Linked DNA regions of Homo sapiens: regions 1, 2, 3 and 5 are each linked to region 4. A link is a contact called in ENCODE Hi-C or POLR2A ChIA-PET data. All regions are on one chromosome and are shown on one strand. The core of a region is the stretch at or near the end of the contact, and the rest is flanking DNA. Distances in the headings are between cores, read along the strand shown.

The links. Hi-C counts contacts between places; a loop is a spot of excess contacts on that map. ChIA-PET counts read pairs that join two places held with the same protein, here RNA polymerase II (POLR2A). Pooled maps may share reads with other maps.
Region 1: a pooled map shows a loop between it and region 4 (1.8-fold over the local background). The contact joins two enhancer-like sites. A Hi-C loop is called at or near these places in 1 of 50 pooled maps. POLR2A ChIA-PET finds 5 or more read pairs at or near these places in 2 of 52 experiments (OCI-LY7 and activated naive CD8-positive, alpha-beta T cell).
Region 2: a loop to region 4 is called in a map with no recorded cell type, with 24 times the contacts of the local background. The contact joins two enhancer-like sites. A Hi-C loop is called at or near these places in 19 of 37 single-sample maps with no recorded cell type and 5 of 50 pooled maps. POLR2A ChIA-PET finds 5 or more read pairs at or near these places in 3 of 52 experiments (GM10248, OCI-LY7 and activated B cell).
Region 3: a map with no recorded cell type shows a loop between it and region 4 (13-fold over the local background). The contact joins two enhancer-like sites. A Hi-C loop is called at or near these places in 5 of 37 single-sample maps with no recorded cell type and 9 of 50 pooled maps.
Region 5: a loop to region 4 is called in a map with no recorded cell type, with 6 times the contacts of the local background. The contact joins the promoter of ADD3 here to the enhancer-like site in region 4. A Hi-C loop is called at or near these places in 1 of 37 single-sample maps with no recorded cell type and 11 of 50 pooled maps. POLR2A ChIA-PET finds 5 or more read pairs at or near these places in 1 of 52 experiments (activated T-cell).

Annotation. Positions count from the first base shown.
Region 1 is chr10:110,649,456-110,654,442 of GRCh38, forward strand. All of the region lies in intron 1 of RBM20 (RNA binding motif protein 20), which reads left to right. Among named protein-coding and RNA genes, the nearest start is that of RBM20, 7.6 kb to the left of the region's middle. RefSeq lists enhancers at 1,778-2,279, 2,280-2,779. Within about 2 kb of position 2,301, at least 6 of the 41 ENCODE cell types and tissues checked have a DNase peak (open chromatin) inside an H3K27ac peak, as active enhancers do; they include OCI-LY7, where a contact is called at or near this core.
Region 2 is chr10:110,841,323-110,846,359 of GRCh38, forward strand. No RefSeq gene overlaps it. Among named protein-coding and RNA genes, the nearest start is that of PDCD4-AS1, 27 kb to the right of the region's middle. RefSeq lists enhancers at 1,236-1,305, 1,376-1,455, 1,586-1,645, 1,716-1,785, 1,796-1,855 and 3 more. Within about 2 kb of position 1,874, at least 10 of the 41 ENCODE cell types and tissues checked have a DNase peak (open chromatin) inside an H3K27ac peak, as active enhancers do; they include OCI-LY7, where a contact is called at or near this core.
Region 3 is chr10:110,772,374-110,777,178 of GRCh38, forward strand. The region is part of intron 1 of RBM20 (RNA binding motif protein 20); the gene reads left to right. Among named protein-coding and RNA genes, the nearest start is that of PDCD4-AS1, 96 kb to the right of the region's middle. RefSeq lists enhancers at 2,110-3,309, 2,200-2,389. Within about 2 kb of position 2,723, at least 4 of the 41 ENCODE cell types and tissues checked have a DNase peak (open chromatin) inside an H3K27ac peak, as active enhancers do.
Region 4 is chr10:110,352,535-110,357,621 of GRCh38, forward strand. No RefSeq gene overlaps it. Among named protein-coding and RNA genes, the nearest start is that of SMNDC1, 50 kb to the left of the region's middle. RefSeq lists enhancers at 2,014-2,103, 2,934-2,983, 4,034-4,493, 4,085-5,087, 4,854-4,953 and 1 more. Within about 2 kb of position 3,602, at least 18 of the 41 ENCODE cell types and tissues checked have a DNase peak (open chromatin) inside an H3K27ac peak, as active enhancers do; they include OCI-LY7, where a contact is called at or near this core.
Region 5 is chr10:110,005,235-110,010,179 of GRCh38, forward strand. It overlaps ADD3 (adducin 3), which reads left to right and starts at 2,750. Exons shown (of 15, transcript NM_016824.5): 1 at 2,750-3,065. It overlaps ADD3-AS1 (ADD3 antisense RNA 1), which reads right to left and starts at 3,147. Exons shown (of 5, transcript NR_038943.1): 1 at 2,947-3,147; 2 at 723-847. RefSeq lists enhancers at 1,395-1,950, 1,951-2,504 and silencers at 2,333-2,762, 3,073-3,482.

The sequences.
Region 1 (4,987 bases), core at 1,051-3,550, 300 kb after region 4:
AGAATTGAGGAAGCTTGAGATACTGGAGTTAAAACCCAAAAGAGAAGTTCAGAAGTAGGACACCCCTCTCCCTTCATCTGTCCTGGTCTCCCTGCCAGACAAAAGCTTGAATGGTCTCCTACACCACAAAATCCTACTTAATCTGATTTTTATTTCCTGCCACAGTGATTATTTAATTGGGGATGGTCTAAATGATATTATTTGGTATATTTTAACAGGGAAAATTGCTGTGGATCTGCAGCTAGTGTGAGTGACTGGTAGCTGCGTTTAGAGTGTTGAAAAGTTTTGCATTAAGTAAAATGATCCATATTACAGAATCATGGCAAAGATGGTAATTAGTGGTTTGCAGAAAGGAGCACACGGCAGTTCCCTTTCTGTTTAAAGAACCTGGCTGGATCTTGAGAATATGCGTGTTATCCTGGATGCCTAATACTGCATGTTCCCACCAGTGAGTAGACTGGCAGATTCTGATCCTAATTAAGAAGACATGTTTTTGAATCAGGAATGTGAATTTGGTTTGCAACACCACCACGGGGGTATTGTTGGTGAGCTGATAGTTTGACTGGCTCCATGGGTGGTCACTGTTTAAATTCCACCCAACTAAAGAGCTGTACAAGATTTTAGTCTTCAAAGTTTACACACAGCAAGTGTGGGGAGAAGTTATCACTGCCAGCTGTTGGGGGAGGAAGTGAAAGTGAGAAGGACCCCTCCCCCCAAATAACTTGTGTGTGTTTTGGATATGTTGCATATATCCATTTAATATGATAAACTCTTTACCGCGGTGGAAGTTACAGTCAAGTTGATTGATCTTCCTCTTCCCCACAGCTCCTGATGGATTTTATAAGATAAGTAAGTCCCCTGATGGTTTCTAAGGCAACTTTTCCAACTTGCTGACAGCAGATCTGTAGGGGAGATGGCACATATTGGTGCTGATGTACTTTATGGGCAAAAAGGGAGCAGTTAAGCAACTTGCATGAGGATGTGTTCATAACTCACAGCTCAGTTGGACAAATCAATCTTTCCATGTGTTCAGAAACAAAAGGCAGGGGGGTCATGCATGTGTTTGGGAGTGGTTATCACCCCATGAAGATAGTTTCCACGCCAATTTTGCCTTCTTTAATGTGGTATTTGCTTTAAGGCTGTACCAGGGCCACTTGCTTCTGCCTTTTCTTTGCACCTGCTTTCTCTTGATCACACTAATGACCCATCAGTTCTCAGTTACCACTTCCCACTCTGACCCAAACCTGGAAACCTCCAATTGCTGCTGTCTGGACATCTTAAATACTTTTTGGTTTTGCAACTTGTCTGTGGACTCCTTCCCGAATATGTTTTTAAGTTTTGTTAGGCCTGCCCTTCAACCTGCCCTCCAGTGTCAGGAGTAGACTAGGTAATATATATTTTAAAGATGCATTGGTTTCACTAAATCTCCTCCTTTGGTTTATTTTGAATTAATTATTGAACAGAATGATTTAAGATCAGTCTGATATTTTCAGGTGTAAAATGAGCATCTTTGCTCTAAGTTAATTACTGGGCTTCTGTCGAGGAGTGCCACAGAGGAAAAAACTCTGGACTGGGAGTCAGTGACCTGGACAAGCCAATTAACCTTTCTAATCTAGCCTCTCCAGGGATTGGAAATGATCAATTGCAGTTTCTTCCAAGAATAAAATTAGGTGGCTCTTGTGCAAATCTTAGCAAAATTGTGGAGTGATACCCAATGTAGAATGCCTCCCTCCATCTACTTCCTCCATCACCTGATACGGAATATGTCCCACATCAATTAAATTTAGCCATGGACACAGGTACATATTTGTGACACTGATCACCCATGAATACAACAATAACCACAAAAAGAGAATGAAATACTTTCTCTAGCATTCACAAAGAATATTTGGATCAGTGACATAATTTTAAAAGTCAGAAAAATAAACACTAATGTCAGTGAACAGGAAAAGGTTTTATACTGTTCTTCAATCTCTAAAAATGTTTTTGGTATAAGAATAATTTTTTGGAATGTTAAAGTAAGTACTTTAACATTTACTTTAACAAACTGAAAGTAGCACTTTCAGCTTGGGAGACAGAGATAATAATTTTCATGTGTCTGAATTGGATTGTGTTAAACACAGGCCAACAGGAGTGTGTTTGGTGACATCGATGGTTTCAGAGTCAGAGAATGTAAACATAGGACCCACAAACGTTTTACAGGAGCACGGCTGTGGCTACTGCAGGGACTCCTGAACCGTGACGCACAGTCAGTTGGCCGCAGAGACCAGCCTGGAGCTCGCCCTAAAACCTCTTTGCAGCCTTGCAGATGTCATAGTTGTCCCAAAGCTGGGCCTCATGCTTCCGTGTAGCCTCACTGAATCAGGAGACCGAGTGTTTCCAGAGCCAGGATGTGGGCGCTGTGGGGCCAGTGCTGCATCCTCCTGCGCTGGCAATAGCAGAGTTGTGGAGAAACTTTATTTGGTATTTGAAATGATCAATATTTTAACCTTCTGCATAAAAAGAGAGAGAAGTCTGTGATTAAATCTTGATTTAAAGTCTTCAAATATGTACATACATGAGGATGAACATAAGCATATTTATTTCAACACTGTCTAGAAAAGTGAAAATTAGAAACCACTTAAATGTTTCTCAGTTGGAAACATAAACCATGTGTAGGTATAAGGTCATGTACTACTCAGCCATTAGAATGATGCTGCTATTTTGCATTGATTGATATGGAAGGAGAACCATATAATATTAACTAAAAAAATTACAAACAGCATGTATGCAAAGATCTCATGTTTGTTTTTGAAAAGATGTGTATGAGTGTGTGCTGGTGCCTGCCAGCCTTAAAAAACATCTGAAGAACAAATGTAAAGAACATTAACAGTAGTTCTAACTCTGGGTGGGGCAATTAGACTGGTTTGTCTTTTTTTCTTCCTTTTTAATATGGTCTATTTTTTTAAAATTCAGTGAGCATGTATTACTTTTACAATAAAAGAAAACAATAAAACTATTTTTTTCTTTATCTATTTCTTTTCCTAACCGTCTGTACCTGCGAGTATTTCATTTTTAAAAACAGCAACAGAAGGAGTAGACATTTCACATTGGTATTGCACTGTCTTGAAGACTGAGCTGCCCTTTAGCATCTTACATTTTAGTCCTGGAAGGTAGCTGAGAGCTGTTTTAGCCCAGCCTTCCTGTTTTTCTAGGTAAGACAAATGAGCATCAGAGAAGTCAAGTGAATTGTTGAAGGTCACACAGCGAGGGAGTCATCAGGCTGTGATGAGAATCCCTGTATTTCTGTCTTATATTTTCTGCTAAGCCACCATTTTGTCATCCTGGGAATGGAGGAGAGAGAAATGGAGGCATTCATAAATTAACCGTGTATGTACCAGCCTTAGTCTACTCACTTCCCCTAAGAGGGTTGAGAAAAGCATCCTTGGTTGTGTTATCTCCTCTCACCCCATCCTGCTCACCCACCCACACGGGACTTTTATGGGAGTGGCAGTAGACTGGGTCTCTCCTGGGCATCTCATGCTCTGTTCCTTCCTGCCAAACAGAAGCCAACCATCACATTTTCTTCTCTGCTCTTCTTTGTTCAAGGTTACTCTTTTTCCCCAGATCCTTAATAGAGGAAAAACCCAGTACCTACCTTCCTTTCATACCCAGAAACGTCCTCTTAACACCTTCAAGCTGTGGTTTAAAGATGAACCTTTTGAGATGTAAAAGCATAACTAATATTTAAAGGAAACAAAACACATTTTACTTCTTACTCCCAAGCCAGTTATAGGAATGCCCATTATTATTTCTGCCACCCCAATTCCCACTCTGCTTCAAATTTGTTTCAACCAAGGATATAATTTGGACTGTATTTTTAAAAAGTAAACCTTGCTTTGCGGGGACTATATTTGCATTCTTGCTTGCCCTTGAGTGTGCTCTCTCTTGCTTTTTCTTTTCCTGAACTATTTGAAAGTAATTTGCATAACTATAATTTTGTTATCATAGCTCAGGAAATTAGTCTTATTTAATTTTTTTCTAATAAACACTAGGTTTTTAACTTTCATTTGTCAGATAATCTCTCATATAGCTGATTTTTTTTTTTTTGCATTTGTTTATAATGTCTTTCTCTTTTTTTGAGACAGGGTCTCACTCTGTCACTGAGGCTGGAGTACAGGGTGCAATCACAGCTCACTGCAGCCTTGACCTCCCTGGCTCAAGCAATCTCCCACCTCAACCTTCCAAGTAGCTGGTACTGTAGACGTGCACCACCACGCTCTCCTAATTTTTGTATTTTTTGTAGAGATGGGGTTTCACCATGTTGCCCAGGTTGGTCTCGAACTCCTGGACTTGAGCAATCCTCCTGCCTCAGCCTCCCAAAGTGCTGGGATTACAGGCATGAGCCACTGCACCAGCCATTTCTTCTTTTTAATCTACCAAGTATACCCACCTCTTTCTACTTTCCAATACTGAAGATTACAGGCTAGTTGTCTTGGAGAATGAACCATGATATGGCTGTGACTGTTGTTTCTTCATGACCAGATCCAGGTTAAACATTTTGGCAAAGATAGGCTAAGAGTTTGACCCCTTGTTTAACATGGCGGCCACCGGATTGCTCCATTGTAGACAGACATTTTTCTGTTTGTGATAAGTAGTAAGTTGTCTGCAGAGGTGCTACCATGAGACCCTCTGAATATCTATGTTCCAACAGACTTTCATCTGGTGGCTTTGTCTTTTAATTTGATTAAATATTTAAGGAGCAATTGTAATGAAATATGTGGATCACTTTAGAATGCATGAGTTTGGACACACAGTTTATATCAAACAGCCTTGCAAATATGTTTGCGTTGTATCACCCCATAGATATTATCTAGAGCCTCTGGATTTTTCTAGTCCTGACTTCATAGGACTTGATCCATGGGTCAGCTACTTCCCATTTAACTCTATAAGAGACATTCCATCTCTTGAGTTGCAGTGCTTTTAATGTCCATTTTAATGCTAATGG
Region 2 (5,037 bases), core at 624-3,123, 490 kb after region 4:
GCATGTGCCACCACCTCTGGCTAACTTTTTTTTGTAGAGATAGGGTTTCACTATGTTGCCCAGGCTAGTTTCAAACTCCTGGGCTCAAGCAATCCACCCACCTCAGCCTCCCAAAATGTTGGGATTACAGGCATGAACCATCAAACCTGGCAACAGCAACTGTTAACTGCCCTCTTAGGCAGTGGTTGGACATCTGGGCTCAACCCTGTCAACTCCCCATTCTCTTTTCCCACAATGGCAGTCATATAAAGGTGCCTATCCTGAGTGAAATTCCAAGCATGTTGGAGCAGGATGGCCCCAGAGACCCCCAAGCCTCTGCTCTTCCTTTTACAAGCCAGAAAACAGGCCCAGAGAAGAGAGGTGACTTGTTTGAGGCAACACAGCTTATTGGTATAGGGCCAAGACTAGAATCCAGATCCCTTGAGTCTTGCTGGGGCTACTTGGAGAGTTTATGATATTTCGATTACATTATCGTGTGAATTTTCCAGGTCTGGTCCTAGCTGGACTTTGGCACTCAGCAAGGGACTCAAGAGAAATCATGGATTCTCATGCTTTGGGTGCATCAGCCGCACCTGGTGAGCTTGCTAAAAATGCATATTCCTGGCGCCCCCATGGAGATTCTGACTCATTAGGTCACGGGGAGGACCCAGGCATTTGCATCTTAGCAAGCCTGGGGGGTAATTCAATGCAGGTGCAGTCCACCGATGACACTTAGAGAAACACTGCCCTAGATGTCAACCAGGGACTTCCCCAGTAGCTCCTGGAATAGAAGCAGCATTTATTTTACTGGGTGGTAGGGCCATTGAAGGTAGGGGCACTTTAGTGTGAAAAAGGCTTGACAGTAGGAGGCAGAGAAAAGGAGACCAGCATGGCCATGGCAGAAGGGGCTGGTGGCAGCTGGTGGGTGGGGGAGGCGGCGAAGGATGGGGGTGGGAGCGTGTCACAGTCATCGAACTGGGTTTGGGAGCATGTGTTATGATTTTTAGTTGGGTTCGTACTTACTGTGCTCAGGCAAAAGTCAATTTTCCAATGCTGTCTTTATCTTTGTTAATGGCTGGAAGTGTTGTGGTTATTAAACAGCTCCTCGAGATCTGATGGAAGCCCTGCTGCTGAAGACAGAGAGCTGTGTGGAGTCAGCAATCCTTACTCAGAGGAGAAACAAGGAACAGGGCCACTGCCCAGGGCCGCGTTGCTGTCAGCGAGGAACTCTGGGGTCACACACACTTTCTCTCCCTCTTCCACAAGACACTACTGCTGTCAGCTCGGCCCTGCTGATTCCTGAGTCCCCCTGCATGGCACACTTAGTGTACTCCATAGGGGCACTGTCTCTTGGCCTCTTCACAACTGGAGAAGCAGGTACTGTTATTCTCCCCATTTCATAGATGGAAAATGAGGCTCCGAGAGACAAAGTGGTTTGTCAAGGGTCAGACGACCAGTAAGTGGCAGAGTTGGGATTCAAACCCAGGTCCACATGACTGTCAAACCACACTCTTAGCCACTATTCTCCACTGCCTACCTCCTGTTCCTGCCTCTCCCTAAAGCCTCTAGACTCTGGGTCTGCCCAGAGCTGCTTGGATAAATTAGAAAGTCTAATTTAGCAATACTGCAGTTACCTATGGCTGAATTCCTGATTGTTAAATTCCAGAAACTGATTTCTCCAGTACCTCTCCTCCCTGGAAAGTAAAGAAAGGCCTCCACCCACAGCACTATACCCAGAGAAATACTGTTTCTTCCTTCTTCTCACTTGGGAGAATATTCCAGGGGAGCTGAGTCTGAGGGCAAGAGAGGAAGGAGGGCCCCGGGGGCTGCTCAAGTTCCTCCTGTTTCAGGGAGGAGAAGAAAGAGAAGCAGCTTGCTTTCTGCTCTCAGGGGACTTGGGGACAAAGGGGAGTGATCAAAAGGGGATTTCCCACAGCCCCAAAATGCTAGCCGGATTGCACTTGTGACCTCTCCTTCCTGAGTGAAACTAGATTGTTGACTTGCCTGCCACCTGTTTCCAACATGGAGTAGAGATGTTGCACATACATGATGCCATGTGTCCAGATTAAGACAACAAAAAATTATAAACAAGGATTGAAGAAAGTTGGAGGCAGCAAATATATGGTCTGTAAGGGCTCATACAGCAAGAGATGTGACTAGAAGCCTCCTGGGAGCCAAGGCAGAAAGAAAAAAAAAAAAAACATGCTCTGTCCTTAGGCTGGAGAGAGCATTCCAGGTTATCTGGGGAGATTGTTCTACTTGACTCTATATTCTGGAATAATTCTCCTGAGGGACAGTACAGAGGTACTGAGAGGTGTTGGAAAAATCCTTAGGGAGCTCACAGCCCAACATTGGAGAAGAGCATAGTGGGAGCGGGGACACTGGGATGGCTTCTGGTCTGTGTGAACTGGTTCCTGATGTTGGGGCAACACCTCCCAGTGTCCGAAGGCCTGATCCTTGCTCACACCTGCCCAGCCACCTGAGAGTGAGTATGCTGGCTGGAGTTCATGAATTTTTGTTTGGGTTTATTTTCAAGCTCTGTTTTTCAAATTTCTCTGTTAAGTGGCTGAACTTCCAGGAACCAGTGTTCACAGGCCAAGGAGGAGGCCACCATCATCTCTACTACCTGAGTGCCCTGCCACACCCACCTGACAATAGAGAGCTCTAGGGTGGGGCCCCTGCTCTTTGGATTGTTGGGGGAAATAAACCTCTCCAGCATTTATTCTTTGGGGTTACCCCAAACGGATGACCACAGCCAGGAGGGAACAAAGCCTGACTGGGAAGTGCTGATTCTCTCTGGCAGTTTGGGAACTTCCCCTCAAACCTGTCTGATAAGGAGCGGCCTAGGGAGGAGGGGTGCAAAAGGTGTGCCCCGTTTGCCCGTGAGATCTCTCACCATCACTGTATGCAAGCCTAGGAAGAACAGAGCTTTCTGGCTCAGGGACAGATCTCCATGCTGGGAATCAGGACCTTGAGTTCCTGGGTCAAATCCACAATGAACTCATTCTGAGATGTAGGCAAATGTTTACCTTCTGTTGCTTCGGTTTTCCCATCTGTGCATTTGATGTGTGCCTTGTGCGTGCCAGAGGTTTTTGGGAAGAAAATAAGAGTGGAGACTTGCTGTCAATCACAAGGTGGGGGGTGGTCACTTCTCTACCTGAATCTCCCACATGGGCCTGTGGGGAGCTATGGTCCTTATTACCATCCTCCTGCCCCCAGCAGGGGAGCCTACCCATGAGGCAGGCTTGCTTGGGGTCGGCCAGCCTGGTCTCTGTGGTTTTTGTCTCCTGGGCTCCTCGTATGGCTTAGCTTGGCCCTCCACCGACCCTACTTAATCTTGCCTCCTCTCCACCCACCTTCTCACCCCCACAGCCTCCATTTGTGGTTCAGCTATGCTCAGTGCCTCGGGGGTTCCCAAATAGGCCCCTTCCAGCTCCTTGATTTTGTAAATGGTTTTCCCACTGCTAGGAATACCTTTTGGCCCTTTCTGTCTACCTGGAAACTACGACTTTTTTTTTTTAACATTCTACTTAGGTGTTGTCTTCTTTACGAAGCCTTCCTTGACTTCTCTGACCTCCCTGCAGGTATTGCTGGTCCCCCACTGTGTCCCAGAACACTTTGTACCCCTAGCCCAGACACACACACAAAGGCCCCTCTTTTTTTTTTTTCTTTTTTTTTTGAGGCGGAGTCTCACTCTGTCACCCAGGCTGGAGTGCAGTGGTGCCATCTTGGCTCACTGCAAGCTCCGCCTCCCGGGTTCACGCCATTCTCCTGCCTCAGCCTCCCGAGTAGCTGGGACCACAGGTGCCCGCCACCACGCCTGGCTAATTTTTTGTATTTTTAGTAGAGACGGGGTTTCACCATTTTAGCCAGGATGGTCTCGATCTCCTGATCTCGTGATCTGCCAGCCTTGGCCTCCCAAGAGGCCCCTCTTTTATAGCCCTTATCATGTTTCCTTGTTATCTGTTTATAGATTTGCCTCTGCAGTAGTCATTGAGTCTCCAAGGTCAAGAAGTGTATCCTGCTTCCCCTGTGCACACTGGTATCCCCACTACAGAGCAGATACCAGTGAATGTTAGTTGAAGGACTAAGTTATCTGTTGCTCACTTCTGGGACTTGCTGGAGCAACAGAGACCTGAGTCCTAAGTCTCTGCCCAGTCACACACTGCCCAGGTACCAACCCATGGTACCTCTGCCCAAGTACCATGAGGACTGGCACAGCTGGCTGGCTCTAGGAGCAGGGTGGGTCCTTGGAGCAGTGCCAGGGAGCACCCTACCCGCCCACCACCTTCCCTCCCCCTACCCATCCTTCCCTTCCCTGGTCCCCCTACCCCAGGGCTGGCAGTTGGCTCTGAAAGTGGATAACACAGCCCTGCTTATGTTGCCCAAAGCTTGGCCTTTTAACAGCTGGCTTCTTCTATAGCCACAGAGCCAGGGCTCCTGTGTAGGCTGCATCTCTGTGTCCCCAGGGGCATCTCCTCCCCAAACCTGTCTGTCCTCACTCTGCACCTCCACCTAGCCAGGCCCACCCAGTTCTCTAGGACCTTCCCAGGCAGAGCTGAGAACAAAGCAGGGTTTATGACAGTTCTGTCAACACTGGGTAGATGGCCTTGGTTCACCCTGCACTTTGCAAACCACGCCTGCCTGACTGCCTGCCTGATGCCCACACCTATTCAATGCCTCCAAAGACCCAAGGGCTGCAGGGAGGCTCCTGGCACCTTCCTCTCTTCATGTCTAAAAAGCACTGGGAGACTTGGGTCACTGAGTGGGAATTTCACAGCCCTGGAAGAGAGAGACCTTGGTCTAGATTGATTAGGCCAGCCAGATGATTAATAATTAAACTTGACCTGTTCCCAGACACACACATACCCTGCAGCCAGGAATTACCAGAGAGTAGGGGCTGAGAAGGAGGCTTTGAAGCTTGGCATGGGACCAGCTCTGAAAGCCCCCAGGGAACTAGGCCTCTTAGTCTCAGGGGTTCCTCCCCACCTATCCCAGGTCTACAAATCCACCTCCTAATAAAACCTTACTGACTTTTTCCACAGGCTCTGAGCTCAG
Region 3 (4,805 bases), core at 1,473-3,972, 420 kb after region 4:
CACATGCCTCTGAACGAAGCCATATACAGTCGCGGGTCGCATAATGATGTTCTGGTCAATAACAGATGGCATATACAATGGTGGTCCCATAAGATTATAATACTGCATTTTTACTGTACTTGTCTAGGTTTAAACATATTTAGATATGCACAAATACTCACCATTGTGTTCCAGTTGCCTCCAGCATTCAGTACAGGAACATGCTGTGCAAGTTTGTAGCCTAGGAGCAATAGGGTATATCATATAGCCTAGGTGTGTATGTACACTCTATGATGTTCGCATGACAAAATTGCCTAACAACACATTTCTCAAGACATGTCTCTATTGTTAAGCAGCACATGACTGTATATATAACAATGGTTTCTTTAAAAGCACTCCCAGGAGTGGCCAGGTGCAGAAATAGCTGAATTTGTGAGCAATGATAATGATAGTTAATATAATTATCATATTTTCCAGAGCACCTGCACATCACGTTTGATCTTTACAGTGAGTGGAACAGACATTACGATCTCCATTTGACAGATGAGGAAATTAAACCTTAGAGTTATCAGATTTCAAAGGTGAAGGGACCTTAGAGATCCTTTCATCCAGCTTTCTCATTTTACAAAAAAAAGAACTCCCTGAGATCCAGGGAAACTAACTGACCTAGGATCCCACAGGGAGTGAATAAGGGCTGTTGGGCCAGGCCCAGGTCTTCTGATTTCTAGCTTCCTGATTTTGCACTCCATTGCGCTATTCTCAGTCTTCAGTGTGTTAGAGGAAACTTGGTAGGTTATGCATTTGTTCTTAAGGAGAAATTTTGTTGATATCAGTCCTAGGCACTATTTTATAAATGCACACATGTGGAAAAATCCCTTATTTTCCTGCTTTTTTTCTATATATAGATACAGGCAGATACACAGACAGATAGACACACCACATGTGGATGTCACTGGGGAGATGAAGGTGGGATTGAACTTAGCAGAGTCTCAAAGGGGGCTTCAGCTTTATCTGTCAAATATTCTTTTATTAAAAAATTTTGAAGCAAAATGACCATTACAGTAGCATTTATTCATTTTGGATAATGGGCACTGAATTCATAAGTGTTTGTTTTCCTCTTCATATTTCTGTATTTTAAAATTTTCAAAAAAAACCAAATATGGATATTAAAAATAAATTCTCACCTATAATACCATACCCTCATTTTATAAAAATAAAGAATATTTTCAAAGAAATAAAAATGGTTCAGAAGGATGGAAAGAAAACTATACTATGGGACTCGTTAGTTAAGTTGACATTAATCCTCTGCTTTAAGTCTTTCCTGTGATGACACTAGCAGAATGTGTATCATTTTCTCTGCATTTGCTGCAGGATCAGTTCTCTTTGGCAGGTTTTGAGCCGTTCTAATAAGTCCAGCATGAAAGGCAGGCCTCTCGTGTCAGTTCTAAACCCACCAGCTGCCCCATTGTGACTGCATAGTCCCCTGGTTCTGAGACTGTGCTCTGCCTGATAAGCGACGTACGGAGCACAGTGGACTGAAAGCCCGGGGATCTGATACCAAACATGTTAGTTAAACTCATGTTTAACTAACCCAAACTCATGTTTAACTGGCCCAAAGGAAGTAGGCCCAGAAATGTGGTTTTTGGAGCTCCCTTTAATGAACGTGTAAACAGAGGATAGAATATTGGCCTTACAGTTTAAAAACCCTCCTTCAAGTCCCAGTCAAGTCCCTTATTCACTGGATGACCTCACACGGTTCATCTGATCTTTCTTGGTCTCAGTCTTCTTACTATAGACTGGAAATGGTCATATTTGACTTAGCTGTCCATATGGCTGTTCTGGAGATGAGACAGCTAATGAAGTGAGAACACTCATTAACACACCAACTGAAAAACACAAAACAAAAGAGAGATGATAGGATTATATTGCTGTTATGAATCATTCCAAGAGGTGTCATGGTGATATGAATCATCATATGGTAATGTCATGGCTAAGGCCCAAACACAGAATAGCAGCATTGACCCAGTAGTCTCGAAATTAGTCACAGAGGCCAAGCTAGTGAAGACCCAGCAGCCCTATTGTTATCAAGAAAGAGCACTATCCAAAAGGTGTGTGGCCTCATCTTCTCCTTGCAAAGAGAGAATTCATCTGGTATATGTTGATAGGCGTGTATCCGACCACAGCTACCTCCATCAGCCCTGAGGACAGAGGCAGCCTGCATTCCAGTCCCAGCTCTTCTCTGTCTCGGTGTGTGACTTAGGCGGTTTCACAGAGGACGCCAACTTCATTGGCTTTTGCGGTTTTTTGTTTGTTTGTTTTTTGTTGTTTTCTTTTTGTTTGTTTTGTTTTGTTTTTGTCTGTAGAATGAGTGAGTTAAACTAAATTGTCTGTAAGGCCTCAGCTCACTCTTAAAGTGTGATCACTAGCTAGAGTTTGAACTTTAGCCCCAATATGACTGTTGTGTTGTCATTGTCACCTTTGTAACCTGACATTCAGGAATGTCCCTCTCTAGTTCATATTCTGACCTAGCTTCTGAAAGCATTATAGCAGAGTTGAGAATTTTTGATCTAGGAAAGATAAATATTAAAAAGAAATTCCCACCAAAATACCATAAATAAGGAATGTTTTAAAGAAAAATGGTTCAGAAGGAAGGAAAACTATAATGTAGTTCTTGTTAGTTAAGTTGACATTAATCCTCTCTTTGCTTTAAGTCTCTCCTGTGTTGACACTAGCAGAATGTGTCATAAAGACATGGAAAGATCATAAATTCTCAACTCTGCTCTAAAGATCTGACCTTCAGCGTTGCATTTATTTGGCCACACCTTTATAGTGTGGTCATACCTAGAAAATATTTTCTTGCCTGGTCATCAGCCCTCTCACCTCGATTACTTTCTATATTTTAGCACAAAAGAAGAAATGGCGCATTCACCACTCAGCCAGTTGCACTGGAAGTGAATTTAAATTCCTGAACTGGTTATCTTGGAAGATATTGTGCTTATTGCAGATGTGGCCGGTGCATGAGTTTAGGCACTACCATGCTCTGGGCTGTGGTTCTTGGCTCCTGCTTCTGGATGGCTGGACATTACCAGGAGAGAGCCTGCTGATACATCTACGCACATTCACTCTACTGCACTTCAGCTGTGTCCTTGTTATTCCACAGCCCTTTAAGTCCTGGTTCACCAACCAGATGTTAAGACTCTCTTGGATCCCTCAAATCCCATCCCCATGCCTGCTGCCTCCTCTCTCAGCAGTTGCCCACTCCTTATCTTCTAATCCTCTTTTCTCCCTATGATGATGATAGTGACCCTGTAGCTCCAACTACTGGGTCCTCACAGTCAGTCCACTCCTGCAGAGGAAACTGGAGGGTGACCAGGAACCTTCAAGTCAATGTGGGCCACAGACAGGAACCGTCTTTAAAAGATGGTTAAATGCCCGTGGTTTACGTAGGTTGGCTTTCTTTAAGCAAATAAAGGAAATGCATTGCTTCATGTCCAGCAAAGTACAGGGTGGATTCAGGAGAAGCTGGCTCAAGGCATTCCTAGGAAGTCATCAAGGAGCTGCCTGTACCTCTGTCTTCAGGCCAGCATCTTCTGAGTTGGCTTTATTCTCAAGCAGGCTGTCATTAAGTGATGGCTTAACAACAATTTAGCAACCATGGCATGACAGAGAATCATGCCTGATAGCTCTAACAAAGTATCCGAGAGTGTTCCCCCATGAGCCAATCACTGTTGCCAGAGGGATGTGGTTCTTGGACTGGCCAGGTCTGAGACACGTTGCTTGGGCCCCTATTTGTGCAGAATTGGCCCCTGACTACATTCCCAGAGGGTCTTTGGATGTTTGGTCAGATGGTCTGTACTCTGGGGGGATCAATTCATACCAGCAAGGTCCAGTCAGCCCCTACACCTACCACCGCCTCTCTAGTGGAAGCCACTTTTGCATCTAATTGTCTTGGGAATTGTGTTGGTTTTCTATTGCTGCTGTAACAAATTGCCACAAATTTAATGGCTTATAATAACATACATGTATTATCTTACAGTTCTGGAGGCCATAAGTCCAAAACCAGCCTCACTGGACTACGGTCAAGGTGTTAGTTCCTTCTGGAGGCTCTAAGGGACAATCTGTTTCCTGGTCTTTTCTAGTTTCTAAGAGGCTTCCTGCATTTCTTTGGCTCATGGCCCCTTCCTCCATCTTCAAAGCCAGCAGCAAAGCATCTTCTCTCCTCTCTGACTTCTGTTTCCATCCTTATATCTTCTCGCTGACTCTGATCCTCCTGCTTCCGTCTTAGAAGGACTCTTGTGATTACATTGGGCATACCAAATTAAATTCAGAAATTCAGATAATCAAGATCTTTAATTCAATCATGTCTGCAAAGTCCCCTTTACCATGTAAGATAACATATTCACAGCCTCTGTGGGTTAGAATGTGAACATTTTTATTATTCAGCCTACTGCAGGGATTATCCACTCAATTTAAAAACCTGAACTTAGACAGAGAAAGAGTGTACTGAAGCTCCTGCATTGGAGTGGGAAATTGTAGATAGTGACCTAGGAAGGTGACTTTGTACCTGCTTGTAGGTTTAGTTTTATTTGCTTCTTGGGTGTATTTAGATTGTCCTTTTTGAGCTGTTTGTGGGTTTTTCTCCACAGAATTGGGTACTCATAAAAGAGGTGTCCATATTGCCTCAAAGCCACCAGATTCTGATGAGCCATACCCCTTATCTTCCTTCTTCATTTTGTTCACGGCAATTACTTTGTGCCCATAAAGTGGGAGGCAGTGTGCTGAGGAAATACAAGATTCTCCAAGACACACTCCTTTCTCTTGTGGAA
Region 4 (5,087 bases), core at 2,352-4,851:
GTACTAAGCTCCCTCTAAGCCCAGTGATTTTGAAGTCCAGGGAGGGAAAGTACAAGTAGGTAGGCTCTTAGAAGAGGTAGGAATTGAGCAGTTGTTTTGTAAAATGAGTTGCAATAGGTCAGAAATTAACAAAGTGGATTAAATCTGACCCACCTCCTGCTTTTGTATTAAAAAAGGTTTCTTAGAACATAGCCTTGCTCACTCATTTACATGTTGTCACACTATGGCTGCAGAGTTGAGTGGCTGGGATAGAAACTGTGATCTGCAAAGTCTAAAATATTTATTATTTGACCCTTTACAGTAAAACCTGCAAATCCCTGCAGTAGATGGTGTCATGCGTGGGGCAGGAGCTTGTGGGGGTGGGAGGGGTGAATGCCTACCAGATAAGGAAATTCACAGCTCCTGGTTAAAAGTAACATTCAATTCCTTGGAGTGACTATTTTTGTAGTCTTAACAATAGCAAACACTTAACACGGTGCTCATTGTGTGCCAGGAAGTATTTTAAGTGCTTTACACATAACAATGCTTAATTATTAATTATTATTATTATCATCCCCATTTTAGAGGTGAGGAAGTAGGCACACAGAGAGATCAAGAAGTATGCTGGAGCTCACACAGCTAGCAAGGGGCAGAGCCAAGGTTCGATGCTGGGCAATCCATGCCAGAGACTGTGTGCAGAGTCCCCCCAGTTTAGCAGCTCATATCCTTAGGAACCCTGGGTATTCATCAATTCATTCAACAAGAATGTATGGAGCTCTGCCGCAATAAACACCCAGTGCTAGATTCTGTAAAAAGTGCCAGCTGTTTCTTTCCACGTGCATATTTCCTTACCATTTTCCTGACAGCCCCAGACACCCTGATGTGTGATGCCTGCCGCTCACCTGGGAGCAGAAACGTTATTCTCAGGATGGTGACTGTTTTGATGCACTGGCCTTGGGAGGTCAGGGAAGCTATGACAGAGCAAAGGCTTTTCCGGAACATAGACAAAGTGCTGAAGCCACGATGCAGTGATCTAAGGCATAGTCAGCGTTGAGTAAGGCAGGGAGGGAGGCTGCTGGGCACTGTCATGACGCTGAGAGACTCGTCACTTAGCCATGAGGACGTCTCGCTTCTACTGAGGCTGTGGCTCTGCTGAAAGCCACATCGTGATTAACTAGAGAGGATGAGAATGCTGGGTGTACCCTCCCCCTCCCCCAACCTCACCCCCAAGAGCACCAGTCAGTTGTATTCAGCTGTGTAATTATCCTATCATAGTTTATTTCCTATCTTCCTGCAGAGGTGATTGGTGCAAGAAAATTAAGTATGTGGCATCTTGTCAGGAGACAGAAAATTTCATACTGATTATTTCATCTAAGGTTGGGAGAGGGAAGGAGGCTGCTCTGCTGCAGTGTGTTTCAGAGGAAGCAAGGGGCAGGCTGGAGCAGGCACCCACCTGCTGGGATGAACTCACCTGGCCCTGGCCCCCCCGCCCATCCCTGGGTATCTGTGGTCAGATCTGGCTCCTAGTTGCTGGGGGGGTGGATGAGACAAGGGCGGGGTGAGAAACTGTTAAGGTGAATTTGGCTACAGTTGGTAACAGTGCTCTCCTTCTACAGCCCCTGCTCCCCGGGCAGCAAGCCTGGGAGGAGAGAAACTGAGGTACAACTGAGGTTGTACCTCAGGCTTCTTTATCACATAAATCCTTCCCCTCCCCACCCCAGCAACCCAACACTGAGAAGAAACAGAGGAAGAAGAAAGAATACTTGATCAGGGCTCCCTGGCCCTTAGTAGGGAGGTAGTCACACACACATGACAGATGGCGATCTGTCACGGAGTCATGGGTGTCAAGTTGAAAAAAAGAAAAAGAATACACTCTACCCTACACTAAATGGAATGAAAGGGAAAATACGGAGTATGAACGACAGGCTGTTCCCTCAAGACAGCTCCATTATCTGGAGGCGAGTCCAGCGGACAGGAGAGGGCGCTGTTTCAGAGCTTCTTCCTCATTACTGATGTGTGCAGCCCTCAGAGGATGCCCATCTCAGCCATCTACTCACGACCTTGGCTGACAGCCCCTGGCATGACCGCTGGTGAGCCAGCCAACTGGGAATTTGAGGGAGCCTCACAACTCAGAGACAGGCTCTTGAGAAAAGGAGGGAGCATCCAGAACCCACTTTAAAGATACACAGAGGAGCCCTGGAGGTCTGCGCCTGCTTGGCTGGTGGCTCCGCTCTGAGGATCTGGGCCCATTCACTGCACTGACCACCTGCTCATCTACCGTTTGTGCCTACAGGCTAAAGGCTTAAGCAAGCTCCCAGTTGCACTCAGGCCTGGACAGGATTTCAGGAATGAGTGGCCCAGCGGGCATTTATTCCTATGCCCTGATCCAAACCTCCAGATGCCACCATTTGTTTAAATCAGCAAGGGATGGGAGACAGCCTCCACATGCCAGGCCAAAGGCACCAAGGACCTAGGCCCTGCTCACACAGAGCTTAAGGTCTCACAGAAGCACATGGACCTGAAACAAATAAATACAAAACTGTAAGTGATTCTATATGCCATGAAAAAGAAGAGCCAGGTGCCAAGGGGGGGGGGGTGGTACCAGGAGATCTAAGTTTGTTGGGGCTCAGAGGAAGCATCCAGACAGCTGTGCAGCTTTGGGGTCGCGGGGCGGGGGGGATGCTGAGGCTGGGGGAGGGAGAAGCTGTGCAGGAAGAAGCAGTCACACCTGCAAAGCACACAGCTTGGGGCACCAAGCGGACCCCAAACCAAGGTGGGTAGGAAGGGAGAGAGCGAAGCGAGAGGACAGGGCCTCAGCTAGGGCCCAATCAGATTTGACTTTTTCTGGGATTTCCCCAGGCCCCAGGTCTCCAGCTACCAAACAGAGCAGCCCAAGTTCTTTCTCAGGAGCTTTGCATATTATTTGCTTACAACTTCTCTTGCTTTCTCTCTCTCTCCTTTATGTTTCTTATTGCATTTATACTCACATGTTGTGGGAGTCTTTTTTTCCTGTCTGTGTTTGTATTTCAAAGCCATCATCCTGCCCTCCCTGAGCTGCACTAGGCAAAAATATGTGTCCAGGATAGACGAAAAGACATAAGAAAGACCCTCTGAGGGGACCTAACTTGGGGTCTCCTTCCCCTGAAGACCCCACTCCCTGTCCAGTGCTGAAGGCATAACTGTTACAATAGAGAAAAGGAGGCAGTCAAGAGCTGGATCCGAGTCCAGTTGGGTGACCTTGCACAAGTTGCTCACCCCTTTGGGATTTGTTGCCTCATCTGTGAAATGAGTGGACCGCACTAGGTAACCGGTTCCCTATCTGGGATCTGCAGATAGGCTTTAGGGAATCTAAGAATCCCTAAAACTGTAGGTAAAATTTGGTAGACTTGAGTAGACATTGTTCTGGGGGAGGTTCCATAACTCTCATTCAATTCTCAAAGGCAACCAAGACCCCAAAAATGTTAGGAACACCTGCCCTGGGTGATGTCCACCAGCCCACAGCTTTCAGAAGCCTCATCCGAGGTGCTCTTACCATAAAGATGAAGAGACACAAGCTTCCGTTGCCCAAGAGAGCAGGGAGACTCTGGGAGTGTTCTAGGCAGGGAAAGGAAGGCAGGTGACAAACAGGAAGCATTGCTGTGTGCGCATTTCTGGTAAACTGCCTACATAGATTGCTGAAGGAAGGGGCCAATCTGTAGGGTGTCAGCAATTTGCTGTGATTCCCCACCCCCTCCTCCTAGGTAAATACCCACTTTTGTACTTAATTTTGTTTTCATACTTTTGTATTCTTTTTATTAAGGAGTGTCCCAAATTGTAAGTCTTTGGGCCCCACACAACATAGATACACTCCTGGGTCCTGAATATAACCAAGGCTGAGATGGCCTGATAGGCACAAGCACTGTCCGGACCTGCGGCCGTCAGGTGCCCGGCACACCCCACATAGGTGCACAGGTGCTGCTCCGACTGGGTGGCTCTCCTTGTCGCCATCCTGGTTTCTGCTTCCTTTCCTTTCCTTTTCCCCTTCCCTTCCCTTTTCTTTTTTCCTTTAATGTGGATTTCAGAAGTGGGGTGAAAATGACCTCAGTGAATAGCCCAGCTCCCTGGGACAGTGGCCTGGTATTTTTGACGTGGGAGTGGCGTCTGCTCTGACTCAACCTGGACCGGCCCAGGGACAACACCTCCTTCGGAGTAGCCGCTTTGTTTCGTTTCGAGCAGCCCAGCTGCGTTCTGCATGACCGAATTGGACACCTCTCACTTCCTCTGAGAATGGAACTTGGTGTTTAGATGACGTGCAAGCCAAGTCAGTTGTGTAAAATAGCACAACTCCACCTTTGGTCTCCCATCCCAACCCCCAAGGCCTAAAAAAAGAAAAGAAACAGAAAAAAGCAACACCTGAGAGGAACTGGGCTTCAAACAAGTAAAGACTTTTATAAGCGCAGCAAGTGCCTCCCTCTGGACTGGAGAGGGGCCGAGGGGGGCTCCCGAGACCTGTAGGAATGTCGGATCAATGCCGTCCTAGCTGTGTGACCTGGGCCAGTTTATTTAACATCTCTGAGCCCCTGGTTTTTCATCCTCACAGAGACAATGACGTTCGTGTTTCTGTGAGACATAAGCGGTGTAGCACCTGGCAGGCACTGATGAATTGTTCTCCTCCTCCCAGGAGCCCTGCTATAGGGTCGAGCTACTGAGGCACCTTCCCAGTGCTGGAAATGCTTCCTGTGGACACCTTCCCCCACCCCAAAGGAAGGATTGGGTCAATGGTCTTAAGCTCCAGCCCATGCGGGGGTGGTCAAGCCTTCAAAGTGGAGGGAAACCCAGGCTCCAGGTGAGCCCCAGGAGTCTCAGCTCCGGAATCTGGCAAGAAATACGGGGGACAGATGTTTTGGTCTCTGAGCCCATTTCCTTCCTGCTCATAGGCTCTCCTGTGACACGTCGATGAACAAATCCTCCAGGAATTATGCTCCTTTGAAGTTCTTGGCCGAGTAAAAGTAAGCAAAAATGAAAATATCTGTAAGTCACGTGAGGCGATGTCGGTTTGTATCGTCTGACTCAACAGCAGTGTTTCTGCTGGGGCACACTCACACGGGCGAAGGCGTGGGGCTGTCCTC
Region 5 (4,945 bases), core at 1,500-3,999, 350 kb before region 4:
TATTTTTAGTAGAGACGGGATTTCACCATCTTGGCCAGGCTGGTCTTGAACTCCTGACCTCGTGATCTACCTGCCTCAGCCTCCCAAAGTGCTGGGATTACAGGCGTGAGCCACCACGCCCGGCAATATTGTGATTTTTTATATCACATGAGCACACATTGAAACCTGTCAACAATATATTTTCTAATACTGGTATTCACTGAAGTTCCAAGTATGCTTATAGGTAGGACTTGAATCCATTGCTTCTAGTCACATAAACGAGTTTTAATTCATTTTTCTTTTTATTCTTATATTAAATACTAAATAGCTTTCCTTTATATAGTTATTATTTTAGTACGATGTTGAATATTAGCACAAATATTAAATTAAATTAAATATTAGCACAAATTACTAATCAGTTTCAAGGCATACAACTTTATTTTGCCATTACCCCAATGTTTGAAATTAGCAGGGCTCTTTAAAACTGGTGCTTCTAGCATTTCATTGACTTACACTAAAATCATTGCCTCCATTCCTCAACCACCCAGTTAATTTTAACCTTGACCTCCCACAGCTGTACTCATTTACTCAGTCCACAAAACTCCCTGATTCCATCCTCTCTGCCTCTTATGAAGCAATACTAGAGAGGAAAAACAAAACCCATTCCTTTAAGAAAGATTCCGCCTCCTCTCATAAGCAAGCGCCTAATGGTAATTGTAGAGTTTACTAAGTCAAACACTTACTACTCAGCATTGAGAGAAGCTGCTGCTGCTAATGCTGCTGCTGCTGCTGCCGCCGCCGCCGCTGCTGCTGCTGCTGTTGGTCTGAGGCTGCAGTAGGTTTCTGTGCAGCATTGCAGAATCCACACCTAGAGAACAGAAGACACAGACACGTACGTCTACTACCCTTGTTAGAAGGAAGCTTTGGATCTTCGGTGGGTAAGGAGATCTATCTAGCTATTTTGTCCAGAAACTGTGAGAAAAGGAATGATCATGGAAAAGACTGTTCATCAGACATGCTTAAAATGGATTATGTTAATTTGTCTTCCTTTGGTGGTGGTGGGGGTGTCCAGATTTGCGACTAGCAAAATATAGTGAGGACTATATTCTGATAGGTGCCCTTAGGATACTTTTTTTGCTATTCATAAAAAGGCTAACCTTGATGCATGCAAAGCTTTTCATTTTTTTGCTTTTTAAATGCAAGAAAATATCCAGCCACTCCCAATATCTCTCTCAAATACTGCAGATATTTTTAAATACCAAATAAAATGTCAGGCTGAGCATTTTCTAAACAATTTTCTTCCTCAAACTAGGCAGCCTTCCCCACGATTCGTTAAGAGTATTTAAAAATAATAAGGCATGGTTGGATTTTTTGAGCAAATGGGAGATGGTGGTAGACTAAAATTTCTACAGCCTTAGTCCAGTGGAGAGAGAAAACGATAAATGCATCACAGTTTGTGTCAAGACAAGATTCATTTTCCACACTTCATATGTGGGAAGAGGAAACTACATTTTAATTAGCACATTTTTAGGGAGGAGGGGGGGGATGAAGATGAGGCGGATGGCGTGAGGTATTTGAGGGGGACGAGTCTGCAGATGAGGAAAGGAAATGAAGTGGATTGTCGCCAGTGCCTTGGAAACGAAGGGGGATAAGGGTGGGGAACGAAGTTTGTTGTGTGTGTTAGGGTGGGGTTGGCCCAAGGGACCATGAATCATTAGAATGGCGCTCGGAGGGGTGTGCTTGCAAGTGTACTGGTGCAGGAGGGACGTGGAAGTCGTGGGTGGCAGAGAAAAGTGTGCACCGCTGGGAGGTCTATTTCAAGAATAGGTTGGGATGAGAAACATGTCTGGGCGAGGGGGGTGGGAGGCCCGGTGTCACCTGTGGATGGATCCACAGCCCTGCAATTGCGTGTTGCAAAGTTTGCCCGGCCCCGCATTCATTTTGAAGGTTCTTGGCGATGCCTCGACTTTTCGCCTCAAAGAAGTGAGCTCTCATAAGGTTCAGAGGCCGGGAGCCAAAGCGGGAGTGAAGACTCTCGAGGGGTCCAAATGAAGCAGAAGCGAGAGCCCCTGTCCTCCCCCTATGTGGAGGTGAAGCAGGGGTTGTGGGGACTAGGCGCCCGCGAAGGCAGCTGTGCTGAGAGCAAAGTCCAGGCCCCACGGGGGGCGTGCGGAGGTTGAACCTTTGCAGTGGCCTCCTACAGCCCCAGCAGCCAGCGTGGGCGGCCGAGGCTGACTCAAAGCGGCGGCTCAGCCTCGGGAGTAGGAGTAGGGGGCTCGCTCATTTAGGGCGGGAGACATTTCCGAGGCGCCCCTCCTCCCCTTCGCGGTCGGGTTTCTATCGGGGTCGTTTCCCCCTCTGGCCCTCCGGGGACGCCGCGGATTCGAGCTGCACAGTCAGAAGAGGACGTTGAAAAGGCGCCAGGCAGCCGCCCCGAACCAGGCCCTCCCGGCTGCCGGGCCTGCAGGCCCCCACCGCTGCGGCTTCACGGACTTAGAGCTTGAGGGCGCGGAGGGGGCTGCGGGGGCGGGACCAGGACTCCCGAGGGGCGCTCGGGGCGGGGCCAGAGAGAGCTCGGGGCTGCCAGAGGCGAGGTCTTGAGGAGGCGGGGCCGGGAGGCTTCGGAGCCCAAGAGGCGGGGCCAGAGGCGTAGGGGGCTGCGAGGGGCGGACCTTGGGGGCGTGACCGGGGGGGGCGCTTGGGGACCTAGGGGCGGGGCGTTAGGGGGCGGGACCAAGGGACGCTCGAGGGGCGCTCGGCTAGTCCCGCCAGAGCGCGAGCCGCCAGCCCGTAACGGTCGCCAGTGTGAGGGGCGGGAGGGAAAGAAGAGGGGTTTAAATTAGATTTTTTAAAACACAGAGCAAGCGCCAGAGGCGTCGGCATCCCAGGTGTCGCCGCTTCCTGCTGCACAGGGCTCGGCGTACAGGTCCCTCCCTCCTCAAGCCCCCTCCCCTTCTCCCGCCCTACCCTCTGGGGCTCTGCGGCGCTTAAGAGGCGGCCGCAGCGGCGGATCCGGCGGCTGCTGCAGCCCGGGCGGCTGCCGAGAAGGAGGGAGGGGAAACACAAAGCCGGCTACGCGCTGCGAGGTAATCTTGCGGGGAGAGGACGCGCCGTCGTCCCGCCTCTCTTCCGGGCCGGGACGCGGGCACCCGCGCGGGGGCTAGCACTGGGGACGCTACTGGGGGTCGCGCGGGGGTAGGGAGCGGCGGCTGGCGGGGCCAAGGGGACTTCTCATTGGCTGTCCCTGCGGCCTCAGGTGAACCCTTTTCCGGGGCGGGAGTGGGGACCACGGCCAGGCCAGAGGGGAGCGTACCTGCGGGGGAGGGTCCGGGGGTGGCGGTGCACGGCCTGCGGCGCCGCCGGGTGGGCCCGACGCTTCGCGCGTCTGCTGGTTTTCCCTAGGAAGGCGGGGAGTACCAAAATCAGTTACTGGCTGAAGCTTAGGTGACCCCGGGGACCTTAAGCCCTGAAGGTGCGCTCCAGGGGAGTGAGAGGTTCCTGCGCTTAGAAAAGGTGGAGGAAAGGGAGCGAATGTTGGTTTTAGTTGTTTTTCTCCTCATTTAAAAAAAATTTTTTTTGTTACAAGTTGAAAGTGTTCAGTCACCTTTCTCCTATAATCCGCTTCCCCACCCCCCAACACAGACACACACAAACACACCGCCCCTACAAACGTATACATGTTAGGTTGAGCTTCCTGCTAGGGGTGACAAGCGAAGTTGGCAGCAGGTCTGGTGTGCTGGTGTTTGGGGCACGTCCAGCCTCTTTGGAGGTAGGCTATTATAGCTTAGGCAAGACCACAGACAGGTAGCATAATCTGGGCCTCTTTTAAAATGGCAAGAACGGCTTCAGGTGAACTTTTTTGTTGCAGAGATTTAATTGCAAGTAGGTGCCGGTTGAAAATGGGAGCGCAAGGAAAACCACTAATTTCCTTGGCACATGTGCTGTTGCAATTAACCTGGTAGAGTGTTAAGGAATTTAACTTAGCCAAGAGGCTTTGAGGGAGGATTATATGCAAGTTTGGGGAAGGAATTGATAAGATTCTGGGGTATGGGACTAGCTACATACACGTGCGTGCAAGTTTACGTTAAATTATGTAGCATTTTAGATTTAGCAGTATTAAATGGTTGCTTTTCTTGGAATGGCTTCTGACTACATAGTGCAGGGTACGTTCCTAATTTTGGCTTTAGAAGACTCCTAGTGAGAGTGTTTTTAAAGATTGAAAAAATAAGAGTACAGTGCAATTTGTCGTTTTCAAGTTAAATACTTGACTGTTAAAAATATTTGTGTAATTAAGTTATGGGACCAACCCATTTATAGGGTTAAGTTACTTAACCCTATAAATAACTGGAACATTATAAATGGAGCATTTGTAGAAAGTTTTTATATCGAAGTCTCCATTATATTGTACTTGCATTATAACTTATTTTCCTTTGCTTAAATGGAGCAGATTAACTTTATGGAAGGAGGACCAGGATAAAATAAAGGCAGCTACATTTAACTCTTCATCTTTCTGAAGAGTTCAGTCTGTGATAACACTTAAGGTGCCCAGAAGTGCTGGCATGTTGGTAATAGTTTTTAAAGAAGAAACGGGTGTATCTATTTTGAATGTTAAACATAATTTGAAGGAGTTCTTGAGATAGTTGGTTATGAGACATTCAATGTATTGCTACATTTTACATATATGATATCAGGAAATGTTTGGTGAACATTTGACATAGTTGATCATATGACACTTGGGAAATATTTTGCATGATAGAAGGATAGTATTTTCGTAATGTAAGTTTCAAGCATTGACTGAAAGGGAGAAAATTACACACTTTGCTGTCTCACCCCTTTCTTCAATATTATGCTGGCATGAATGTGAATTCTGCCTAATTATGTTTAAAGTGTAGATCTGGCCTTTGTAAAACCAGAATGTCTTTTGAGACCAAGAGAACATAACATCAGCAACAGCCCAACTCCTACA